Regions from separate parts of the Mus musculus genome. Here region 1 is linked to region 2. Evidence: chromatin contacts called from ENCODE Hi-C or POLR2A ChIA-PET data. All regions are on one chromosome and are shown on one strand. Each heading gives the region's core, a stretch centred on a gene start or an enhancer-like site at or near the end of the contact. The rest is flanking DNA. Distances are from core to core; before and after follow the strand shown.

What was found. A loop is a pair of places that touch in the nucleus more often than their neighbours do. ChIA-PET counts read pairs that join two places held with the same protein, here RNA polymerase II (POLR2A).
Region 1: a loop to region 2 is called in a map of heart, with 2.8 times the contacts of the local background. The contact joins the enhancer-like site here to the promoter of Smurf2 in region 2. A Hi-C loop is called at or near these places in 18 of 37 maps with a recorded cell type or tissue (CH12.LX, T-helper 1 cell, T-helper 17 cell and 7 more). POLR2A ChIA-PET finds 5 or more read pairs at or near these places in 2 of 5 experiments (Patski and embryonic stem cell).

The regions. Positions count from the first base shown.
Region 1 is chr11:106,966,331-106,972,710 of GRCm38, forward strand. It overlaps the pseudogene Gm8339. Among named protein-coding and RNA genes, the nearest start is that of Gm39424, 30 kb to the right of the region's middle. Within about 2 kb of position 1,506, at least 1 of the 3 ENCODE cell types and tissues checked has a DNase peak (open chromatin) inside an H3K27ac peak, as active enhancers do; it is heart, where a contact is called at or near this core.
Region 2 is chr11:106,916,511-106,922,854 of GRCm38, forward strand. It overlaps Smurf2 (SMAD specific E3 ubiquitin protein ligase 2), which reads right to left and starts at 4,205. Exons shown (of 19, transcript NM_025481.3): 1 at 3,671-4,205. The coding sequence starts at 3,722.

The DNA.
Region 1 (6,380 bases), core at 256-2,755, 47 kb after region 2:
CAGTATTAAAATGATAACAGTAAAATGGCTTCCCGGGATATCCTGCTAGCATGTTCAGGTTGAGATGCTGAAAATCTCTGGGATATTACGTACAGAGGGAGGCCTTTGCGAGCTCAAAGAAACAGGAATGCTTAAATGGATCACTCACATATGACCTCTCAGCCAATCAAAACCATCTCTCCTGGCCTTTCTCCTGCCCCCAACTCCCCCAGGCCTAGAGGATATATTGTCTTACTAAGGCTTTGAGAACGTCTGGTATAGTGGTACAAGTCTTTAATCCCAGCACTTGAGAGGCAGAGGCAAGTGAATCTTTGTGAGTTCAAAGTCAGCCTGGTCTACATAGTGAGTTCCAGGATAACTAGAGCTATAGAGTGAGATCCTGTCTTGGAAGAAAAAAAAAAAAAAACAAAACAAAACAAAAGGAGACATGCACTGTGCCAGGAGCATCAGGATCCTTTCTTGCCTATGCCGTGACTGTTGTCATGAGTTAGAGATGAGGTCACGGATGCTGCAGGGATGTTTGGGGCCCTTGTTATTTTTTTTCATGTGTATGTATGTAATACATGTTATCCTGTGTCATAATGAGTATTATTCTGTGTCAGGGGAGTGTAAGAGTGTGTGTGTGTGTGTGTGTGTGTGTGTGTGTGTGTGTGTGTGTATAGACTAGAAGTTGATGTCAGATTCCTTCCACCATGGCTCTCCAACCTCAAACTATAATATTTTAATAAATAAAGGAAGCTACACTGCTTCATAATTCCAGGTCTCAGAAGCAAGAAGATTGCAAGTCAGTCAGGGAACTAGAACAAGATTCTGTCTTAACAAATCAACACCAATAATGAAGCCAAAGGCAAGGTCAAACAAAAATCAGTTCTGCAGACTCAGAATTCTGTAGCCCCATGATAGTGCATTAGCATCAATACTGTATATGAGGCCTAAGACCCAATCCCAACACCATCAAAAATAAACAAATGGAAAAGAACAGTTGCACACATGTCACCTGTGTGGGGAAGGGTGAGAAGGCTGTCACAACAGCAAGCATCCAAGCATCAGTAGAAAACCCACAGGAGGAGCTGGAGAGATAGCTCAGCAGTTAAGAGCACTCCGATCCTGCAGAGGACCAGGGTTCAATACCCAGCATCCACATGACAGCTCAAGACCATCTGGAACGCCAGTTCCAGACAGTCCAATGCAGTATACATTCAAATACACGAGCAAACATGCATACACATAGATGAACCTTCAAAGAAAAAGAAAGAAGAGAGAAAAGGAAAAAGAAACTACAGTAGTTTTCTACCCTAAAGCCACCAACACAACTGAGGGAACCAGGACACACAGTCACCGTTACTCTGCAAATAAGCTTACTCCAGGCTTTCTGATGCTATTTCTCACAGGAAGGAGCTTGGAGCTATCTCGCTTATGAATTTGTGTTGGAGGGGTGGAGTGACTAAGGAGCTCGGGCCGTTTCCTGGCGGACAGAGCACACTGAGCCAGCCTGGAAGCCTCAGGCCCCAGCCTGGCTGACCGGGAGCCAGAGTCAGCTTCATCCCACGCTTCCTGTCGGGTCCAAGCAGCCTGAGTTTCCTGGTGACCCTTCCCTGCACCCAGCTGATTCAAAGGCCTGGCAGGACCCGATGCCAACCTGAAAAACCAGAGGCAGCCAGGTTTAGTTCAGATCTCCAAACCAACAGACGAGTACTTGGCTTCTACATGTGAAAGTTAATAGCAAACATGTGTGTGACAAGCAGGGGAAGCCCCTTCAACTTCAATATTTGGGATGACACTCCATTTTAAGTTAACCAGCCAGTATGATCAAAACAAACAAACAAACAAACAAACAACAAAGGCAAGAGCTGGAAACGTAAAATGGAGCAGCCATTCTCTATCCCTGCCTTGGTTTTTAAGTTGGGGTCTCCTGTAGCCTAGGCTGGCCCAAGCTTGTCATTTCAAGCAAGCACTACTATATCCAGTGAAACAGCTCTCCTAGAAAACAGCTGAATGGTTTCCTTTTGTTTTCTTCTTTTTCTTCTTCTTCTTCTTCTTCTTCTTCTTCTTCTTCTTCTTCTTCTTCTTCTTCCTTCTTCCTTCTTCCTTCTTCCTTCTCCTCCTCCTCCTCCTCCTCCTCCTCCTCCTCCTCCTCCCCCTTCTTCTGGGTTTTTTTTTTTTTTTTTTTGAGACAGAGTTTCTCTGTGTGGCTCTGGCTGTCCTGGAACTCTCTCTGCAGACCAGGCTGGCCTTGAACTCACAGACATCCCCACCACTTCTGCCTCCCAAGTGCTGGGAGGCATGCACCACCACCCTGCCTGTGACAGAAAGCAACATACATATCACACATGATACGGACAGTTGTCTTATGAACACAAAATTCTGTCCCCATTTTACAGGTAAAGAAATGCTCAGAGGCTATGACAAACAGAGATGAGTAAGCTGGTTAGCGGTAAAGTCAGAACTTCAAGTCCTTCTGACCCCAAGATTTTGGCCCTTTTTCACCTCCCCTTCTACCTCAGCCACCAACAAACACCATCAAAGAAGGGAAGCCCCATGCTTCCTTCGAGAGATCACCAGAGGCCCTGATGTCATCTCACATCACAGCCGAGCCTCCTCCACTTGTCCTTCTACCATGTCCTGACCCACACGCTGCCCAGAGTTCAAGATAAACACAAAGATCTGCTCTTGGAAGAGGTGGTACATTAACAGCCATGGTGTTGCACACCCACAATGCCAGCACTTAGAAGCAGGAGGATGAGGCATTCAAGGTCATCTTTGTCTATAGAACACCTACTCGGGATGACAGGAGACCCTATCTCAAAAAATGGGATCAAGATAGTGAGTTCAAGACCAGGTAAGACTACATAGTAAGACCTTGTCTCAAAAAACAAACAAACAAACAAACAAACAAACAGGATTTTAAAAAAAGATAAAGGGATTGGGGACTGGAGAGATGGCTCAGCATCTGCACTGCTCAGTCCCCAGTACACACGTTGGTTGGCTCACAACTACGCATAATCCCAGCTCCAGGGACATCCTTTGCCTCTGGTCTCCATGGGCACTTGCATTAATGTGCACACACATGCATAGAACTTAAAATAATAAATAAAAGTAGCAAGGAGAACTGGGGATGTAACTTGGTGGTAGGGTGTTTGCCCACTATACACAAGGTCCCAAGCTGACCTTCAGGACAGAAAAAAAGTTAGAGAAGAGACGAGGTCTTCTGTTTTGTTTTGTGTTTGTTGTTTTAAGATTTATTTGTTTATTTCATGTATGTGAGTAAACTGTCGCTGTCTTCAGACATGCCAGAAGAGGGCATCGGATCCCCATTACAGATGGTTGTGAGCCACCATGTGGTTGCTGGGATTTGAACTCAGGACCTCTGGAAGAGCAGTCAGTACTCTTAAACACTGAGCCATCTCTCCAGCCCGAGAGACAAGGTCTTGAAGAGAAAATGACAGACCAGTAACTCAGTCAGGGTCAGATGTCCCTCTTAAAATACTGGAGACAGAGCTTGGGACCATTCTTCAACGCGCTCATATTAGCAGACCCTGCTTTCCCATGGCCTTCACGTATAGGTCTCGGGTCAACTGTAGATGCTAGATTAATGTGGAGTTGATCTGAAGCCTAGAGAAGAACTTGGCAAGAAAAGAGGCTTCATGTTTATCCAGTGAATAAATATATATCGAGTTGTGGATGTGAACACTTTCAAATGCCAGGCACAAGATAACATTGAGAAACTGGGGATAATTCATTAGGGTGCAGCGCAGACCGGAGCAGAATAAGTACGTATGTCATAGCTAAGGGGACAGCCACTGTTCAGCTCTGGCTGTGGGAGAGTGGGACACTTATTGCTACATCTGATTTTTCCAGAGAAGCCAAAATCCAGACTCTTTATGAGGAGCCCTTGATCTTCTTTCATGTTGTGAATTAATTTTTTTAAATTCTTTGAATTAAGTGAGGGTCAAATGAGACACACATGCCGGATGAACGCCACTCAGAGGACAAGGCTTGGAATGTCAGCTCTGAAACTGCAGGATGGCCCAGAGTTTCACATGTGGAACAGTGCGTTTGGCTCTTACCTGCTGGGCAGAGCCGTCCACAGCAAGTGACCAAGACCCAGTTCTCCAGCAGCCACGAGCCAACTCCATCTGGATGCATCCATTGGAGCAATCTTATCCAGTGATGTCCAAAGAGTGGGGGGTCACTGGCTGGGTTGGTGACATGGCGTCCAGAACTCAGGGAAAATGTATCTCTGGTTGAATTATCTGACCCTGGTGCTGGAGCTAGAGGCATGGAGACCAGACAACCCCTAATGGGGAAAAACAGTCCTTCCAGGACTATTTAAGGAGACGCCTCATTGTTGCGTGTGCCAGACTCAAAGAATTGAAGACCAGGCTTAGGTAGCACCCTTTTTAGCACTAATATAGAGTCTAAAAAGTCCCTGCCTTTCACCCAGTGGTGGTGCACGCCTTTAATCCCAGCACTCAGGAGGAAAAGGCAGGTGGATCTCAGTGAGGTCGAGGCCAGCCTGGTCTACAGAGTGAGTTCCAGAATAGCCAGGGCTACACAGAGAAACCCTGTCTCAAAAATAAAATAAAATACAAGTTCCCACCTTTCATCGTCCTATCCAACAGTGGGGACCTTTCGGCGCATCCCTCCCTGGCAGGTTATCTGTCCCCAGTTGAAGAAATTGGTGCAGAGCTCAGAGAGGTCCAGGTTCAAATCTAACTCTTCCCTTTGCTGTGACCTTCAGCTGGCTTTGAAATCCCAAGAGTCCTGCCCTCAAGCACAGCTAGTAGACGCGACTGTACAGTGAGGAGGAGGGGGGTCCTCTCAGTTTTTCTGCCCAAGAATCTATCTCTCTGGTCTCATCATGAGAGGATACCAGAACAGAACAGTATCGCTGACTCACAGGCTGAGGAGATCTAAGCACTCCACAAAACAGTGACCATGTCCTGACTCAGATACTGGGATGGGGAAGGAGGACACTGGGGACCTAGGTAGAGTCTGAGGTGCAGTTTACACATTGTGGGGAGCTATCCTGAAGCACTCACCTATAATCCAGCACTTGTGGAGGCAGGGGGATCTGGGGTTCAAGGTCACATCGGCTACATTATAAACTGAGGCCAGCCAGAGCCAGAGGGAGAGAGGGAGGGGAGGGGGGAGGGGAAGGGGAAATGGAACTAGAGTCTACTATGTTAAGCAAAATAATCCCGATTCAGAAAGACATTTTTTTTCCTGACACATGCAGAATCTATATTAAAAAAAAAAAAGGTGAAAAATAAACCTCTTGCTTTTGCATTAAAAAAAAAAAAAGGCATGTGTGAGTGTGGTAGTTTGAATGAAATGGTTCCCACAGACCCAAAAAGGCCCAAAAATTGTCCTTTGACCTCCATGTTCACATCACGTTGCACACACACACACACATCACTCACAAACATGTATCACAAACACTAAAGATTGTGGAGAAATGTTAAGATGACCACATATAGGCACTTTTTGACACTCCATTTTTTTTTGACATTCTATAGGCCATAGACATCATTTTCTTCCTCATGTTTGCAAAACCTAGATTAAAAAAAAAAAGACCCCCCACAGTCCCATAAATGACACTGTTAGGAGGTATGGCCTTATTGGAGGAAGTGTGTCACTATGGGAGCGGGATTTGATGTCTTATATGCTCAAGCTACACCCAGTGTGGCTCAGTCTGCTTCTGGCTGCCTGCAGATTAAGACATAGAACTTTTTTCTGGGTCACAAGAGGTCAGGCGACTATGGTAGTGAAGCAGGAGCCTCTGAGCCCCGAACTGGTCGTGCACCAGCCGCTAGCCTGTCCCTGTCCCTGTCCCTGCCCACCTCTGAGCTGGTCCAAGCCAAGCCCTGGGAGTGAGCCTGTTCCCAGCCAAAACGAAAAGCAAGTACTTCGGGAGAAGAAGCAAGTCTCCTCGGGCTAAGAAAAGCCAGAGTCCCCACTACTCCGTAGTCACAGTGAAGCAGGAACGTGAGGACCATCCACGGAGAGGACGAGAAGATCAGCAGCAAGGATCAGCAGCACCGGGAGCCATCAGAACAGGAGCACAGGAGAGGTCCGAACAGTGAGTGAGACCGGCACTGGGACCATTCCCACCAAAGGAGGAGCTCTGATGAGAGGCCTGTCGGTGGGCAGGGTCAGGATAGAGACAGCCAGAACCTGCAGGCCCAGGAAGAAGAGAGGGACTTTCATAATGCCAGGTGCCAGGAGCACCGCCCCAGAATGAAAGCGCTGGTGGTGAGGCTCAGGAGGTGATCCCTCGCCCTGCTGGGAACAGAAGCAAAGAGGTGCCCGGTAAAGAAAAACCAAGCTTTGAACTTTCTGGGGGCACTTGTTGGCGACACTAATATCTTCCAGGATAT
Region 2 (6,344 bases), core at 2,955-5,454:
TAAAATCCTTTCTTAATGTTGTAGGAAAGCCTATATTATATATCACACTATAAATTACACATATATAACCAAGCCATTCCTACTCTAAACACACAAACTAAAATTAATAGCGCTCCCAGATAGCCCATTTTAATGACCAAATGTTAATGTGTCATAAAAGCTAAAAGAAGTAACTTGATAGCACATACCATATATTCACCAATGGTTTAAGGAATCTCATTTGAAAATAAATTCGTCTCAACTTCTTCAACAATATCACAATTTACTAATGGGTGGATTTTAGTAATAGTCTATGGAACATATCCATAGTGAGCAGAGATGGGGGGGGGGGGGGAGCTGAGACAGGGACAGGCAGAGACTGGCTATGAAAAGAATTGTTAGCACCTTTCAGCAATGGGCGATTCTCCATTAAGGATATAATTAACTGCAGTTCATAAAGTACTGTGGAATCAAAGGTATTCCATAAATGTAAATTTTTAAATGGCTTTAACTTAAAGTAAAAAGCAGTAATCTTAAAACATCTTATAGCCCAAGTGTATTATAAACCAAATAAAAGTTCACTGTGGGATTTCTTTTCTTTAAGTTTTTTTCCTCGATTAGGGAGTCCAGATCCAAATGAACTGTTAAACACTTAATCTAAAGGTATGCCAAACATTTCTTAAGGTCTTAACAAAGAATCAACTTTTTTTTAAAAAACAGAAAGAGTCCTAGGTTAAATATTTTATTTGGCTTCTCAAGATGGACTGAGAAGTTGGGCACCAGCTCCAGACTAAGTCCTGGACGCACATCAAACACAGCCCTGTCATTTATCCAGTCAGTCAAAACAATCTTTTCCATCTAACCCTTTTATGTTTGTGTCCTAAAAAGCTGCTAATTGAATCCAGCTCTTAAGATCTATTTGTTAAAATTTATACTATTTAATTTGTAAATGACGAACAAAAATGAAAAAATGTAAGTTAACGCTCCCTGCAAAACAGGAGATTCCATCATATGCAATCAAAGAGACAATGGTTTTAGTGTTTGTCAGACTTTGCGAAAACTATTCACAGGCAAATTCCCAATAGTTTTAGGAAACTGAGAGTAGTTCAAACTGTTTTTACAATTAAGAGGAGAGGACAGATATTTAAAATTCTTCAGAAAAAGCTAAGTGTACAAAATCACTCTATAAATTTAGTCTAATGTATTTTCTTGCTCAGAAACTTAGTGTGATCTTTTTCCTCTCAAACTTCACTGAGGGGACGTTTCCATAGTGCGGTGGTTATAATGTTTACCTCACAAATGTCACTCATAAATCTGTATAAACTCTCATATGCAGGAAAAAAATGACAGATAAATATAAGAGCTACTCAATCACACTAACCAACCCTCAGAACACTGAGCTGGCTGAGGGGGGAGGGTATTTCCTCTCCAGCCTGATGACCTGAGTTGGACTGGGAAGACTCGTAAGATAGAAAAGGAGATCTCACCTTGTCCTATCCAGCACACACGTTCCATGGCCATCACACACACACACACACACACACACACACACACACAGTACATAAATGTACTCTCAGTTCATTTTCAGTACATCTTAGTTCATTTGAACTACTCTGTTTCTTAAAACTATTGGGAAATTTGCCTGTGAATAGTTTTCGCAAAGTCTGACAAATACTAAAACCTCAGAACTCATTTTTTAATAATTTATTTTTATTTTATGTGCATTGGTGTGAGTGTGTCAGATCCCTTGGGACTGGAGTTACAGACAGTTGTGAACTGGAATTTGGGTGCTGGGAATTGAATCTGGGTCCTTTGGAAGAACAGAGGGTGCTCTTTACTAAGCCATCTCTCCAGCCCACCTCAGAACTCATTTTATCCAAAGAAAACCCAAACCCCTCTTTTCTCTCCCATACACATATATGTGTGTATGTGTATATATATGTATATGTATATATGTGTGTGTGTGTGTGTGTGTGTGTATATATATATATATATATCCCAGAAGGAAATAAATAACATCCATTTCTGATGGCTTTTGCACACCTACACTCACAATTTCTTTCTGTAATTATTGACAAAGGCGTGCCTAATAAGAACATTAATATATAAACTAGAGCACCAAGGATCCTTTATAATTGTATTCCGCTGACTTCCCCCCGCCCAAATGAACACAATAAAGATGAAAATCAAAGCACCCCCCCCACCCAGTGTTAATAATACCTTGTAATTTTCCCTAGGGAAAAAAAGGCTTCCAGGTCAATACTATGTATATTTTTTAATTACTGGAGATAGAGGTGGTATGTGTACCTAAGTGCAGGTGCTTGTGGGAGGCCAGATGCATCAGATCCCCTGGAGCTAGAGTTACAGGTGATAGTGAGCCGAGGACCTGGGTTGGGGTGTTGCGACTAGAACTCAGGTCCTCTTAGAGAACAGGATACATTTAACTACTGTGCCATCTCTTCAGCCTCAAAAGTAAAGTATTTTACTCTGTAGCCAACATACATTCCAACTAAGTTCTCAAATACCAAATTCACTTCAAGCTACCTAGAAAGTACAGCCGATGGACTGCCGGTTAACACACAAACATTCAACTACAAAGTTCACCCACAGAAATCTCAAAGTTTAGTGTGGGCAAACATAATTACAGCTTATCCTTCGCTGGCGCAAATGCATATGAACCAACTACAAAATGCCGTCTTCTTCACCACACATCTGAATATAAATGTGGACAATTTACTTGCTGTGAATGACGTGACTAGCTAGCAGAGGGACAATAGTTTCAATTACACGCTTTAAACCAAACGCAATTTTTCCTTAAAAGGAGGGGGACGTTGACCACGGAAGAATATCAGAAGTGGCATCGTAAGCAAATTATACCTGTAATATGTTAACAACTCCCTGCAGCTGGGAACATTAAACAGTCTTTCCCAAATCCCTCTGAGCATTCCTTTCCATTTAGAAAGAGGGTGAGAAGTGTGGAGAGGACTAGTGAAAGTTAGCTTAAAAGTTCGTATGCGTCCAGACTGAGAAACACATTGCAAAGCAAGGGATTCTAAACCAGGTCTGGAGTTAAGACATGAGCAACTAGTTCTGCGGCCTACAAGGAACAACCCCAAACATGCTACCCTACAATCAAACAACTTCCAAAACACAGAGTGTACAATGAGCCGGGAGTCGTGGGATCAGGCAGACACGCCGGAAAAGCCAACCACAGTCTCGGTCCCTCCCTCCCAGAGACGTGCGTTTAAGGTGTGTGGCACTGGCCACAGAGGTTGGCAGCACTGGAGAGTAAAGGTTTCACTGCCGGGCATAGGTAGGTGTCCAAGTTAACAACCCGGGAACACAAGCACTCTCCCGTTAAGCACTCACTCCATGTTTAAGGAGTGTTTACCGCGCGCAGTCAGCAACTGGATTCAGTAATCCCTTTCCCGACCCCACCTGGGCAGGAGCCCAGGGGCTGCTCCTGTGACCCCAGGAAACGAGACTTCAGGACCTCAAATCCGCCCTCCACGGGAGACCCACGGGCCACACACTGGGCGTTCTGAAGAATTTCCCAACCCCAGCTAAGTGGTTCTCCAATGACTCCCTAAACTAGGCCTTCCCACGCCCGGATTCCCGTCCAACGCCACCACCGACCGCGACCCCGGCCCTCTGCTTGCCCACAGGCGCCACAGCCGCCCGCCCAGCTCACCTGTCAGGCGCAGCTTGACGGGCCCGTTCCTCCGGCCTCCGGGGTTAGACATGTCCCCAGCGGCGGGGGAGGTGGCGGCGGCGGCGGCGGCGGCGCTCGCGGCCGGCGGGCCGGCGGGCGGGCGGGCGGACTGGGCTGGGCTGGGCCGACGGCGAGGCGCAGAGGAGTCACCACAGCGGCCGGGGCCGGGGTCCGAACAGCCCGCGCCGCGGCCGCCAGGGCCGGAGGGTCCCGGATGTGCCGAGCGCCGTCGCCATGAGCCGCGGAGGGAGCGGGACGCAGAGCTCCCCCCTCCTCCCACTTCTGCTTCCTCGGCCCGGGCCACACAACAAAGCGGCAGCCGCGGCCGGCCGCGCCGCCTCCGCCCCGCGCCCCCGCCGCCTCTTGTCCTCGCGGTCCGCCTCGGTCTCCCCTTCTCGGTGCCGCGAGGCCTGGGAGCGGACGGTGCGAAGTCTGCTGAGGCGGGCGGGTGCTCGGCCGCTTCCTCCTCCGCCCGCCCTCTTGTCTGAGAGAACCCGGTCCTGGGGCCGCAGCCGCTGCCGCCGCCGCCGCCGCCGCCACTCGTCGGCTCCTGGGGGCGGGGAGGAGACGGGGGCGGGGCCGGCGGGCGGGGCGGGGTTGCGGTGGGCGGGGCCGGCGAGGGGGCGGGCTTGTGGGCGAGGTCTCCTGCGCCTGGGGCGCCAGAGGAAGGCCTGGCTCCGCGCGAGCTGCGGGCAGCGCGTGCGCCACGGCCCAGACTGGGCCCCGAACTACACCGCCCGGCGGCGCCGGCTCGATGGCACCAGAGGGGCCTACTGACCAGCTAGCTCACTGAAAGATCGCCTGTGTCCCTACAGGGCAGAATGCCCGAGTAATACTCCCACTGCGCGCTCTGAGAGGCTGGCGAGAGTAAAGTTAGACCCAAGTCCGAAGAATTAATTCGCCAAGATGCTATTCCCACATCGAACGCTCCAGCAAATTCCCAGGAGTGCTTAGCTCTGAGTATTGTAATTGCCACCTCCACAGGCTCACCTGGTGCTCCATATCCGGTTACCTACCTGCTCGATTCTTCCCCCAACCCTGCCCAGGACAAGCATAGGGAGATAATACAAATGCGGCCAAAGACTGTGAACAAGATAGGTGGATATAGTGTGGAAAGCTCACGCAGTACTGTATTTTGCTGTCCCAGGAGGAAAAAAGAAAATGAATAGGACTGTAACTCTGACGCGGTGACTTACAACTAATAAGAACTTATTCTGGACAAATAAATAATGCAGGTTGTTTTGGGATTTTGTTTTGCAAGGTTGGGGTGAGAGTGCAGCCTAATAGTGAATTGTATTACATCAACTGCAACACATTTTTATGCAGCCATCTAAATGGCAATTGTGGTAGCCATGTAACATGTCAGACTTTATATGTAATGCAGGGTTTAAATGGAGAATACAAGTTTTATGTGCACGCAAGAGTAATAATGCAAACTAAGGATAAGAGTGTGGATTTGTGCCGGGCAGTGGTGGCGCATGCCTTGGGAGGCAGAGGCAGGTGGATTTCTGAGTTCGAGGCCAGCCTGGTCTACAAAGTGAGTTCCAGGACAGCCAGCGCTACACGGAGAAACCCTGTCTCAAAAAACCAAAAAAAAAAAAAAAAAAGAGTGTGGATTTATATCCATGTTAGCTTTGCTTTAAAGCTGTTATAACATTAATGCCGTTTAAACTGTTCATTGAAGCCTAATACATTTTAATCCTAAAACATTGCAAATGGTGACTTAAAATCTACCAGTTAAGACACTTCATTCTCCAGGTGAAATCCAAGAGCGTTTCATCGGTCTAAAAACACTCCTACGGATTAAAGTGATCCCAAAATCATAAGTTCTAGCAGTAAGACTTAAAATACAAGGGACAGCTCTAAAAATTCAATCAAGAAATACTAAGTGCTTATTATTCACAAAGCAATGAACAGGGCCCTTAAACACTTCTTTGTGCAATGTAAGATCTGAAGGCTCAGGAAATAATTCCCACAAAAGTTACTGTGGCGATAGAACAATTGCTACATCACTGTTTCAAACGCTAGGCTGAGACAATAAACTGAGCAGGCTGATGTATGCACTCTTCCTTTCCCTGGTTCTTATGGCCCACACTTTGTTCCCAACCACCCACTAGCATAATTTGTAGCTTTGTATTGGGAAATGGAAGTTAAGATTTCAGAAAATGGTCGGAAGCCTAGCAGGGGGTGGGAGGGTGGAAGACTGTTGTGAGTTTTAAGCAATACCTTCACATATGTGGCGGCTCAGGGAAATGGGCATAGGTTCAGACAATTCCGTTTAGACTTCCCTAAGAATAATGCTTTTAAACCATTCAGTCAGGGCTGAAGAGATGGTTTGTTGCTCTTGCAGATAATCTGGGTTCATCCCAGCACCCACAAGCTAGCTCACAACCATCTATAACCCCAGTTCCAAGGGATATGATGCTCTTTTCTAACTTCCATGGGCACCAAGCATGCATGCGATACACACAGATACATTCAGGAGAAGCATTCATACACACAAATAAGTCTTTTAAAAAGCTCAAAATATAAATAATAAGCAAAACCATTCAATATGTTGATAACCTCTGTGTAATGTTAGAAGTCAAATCCAGTGTCTTACACATGATAGGCAAGCATACTACCACTGAGCAACATCTATAATAACACTGTA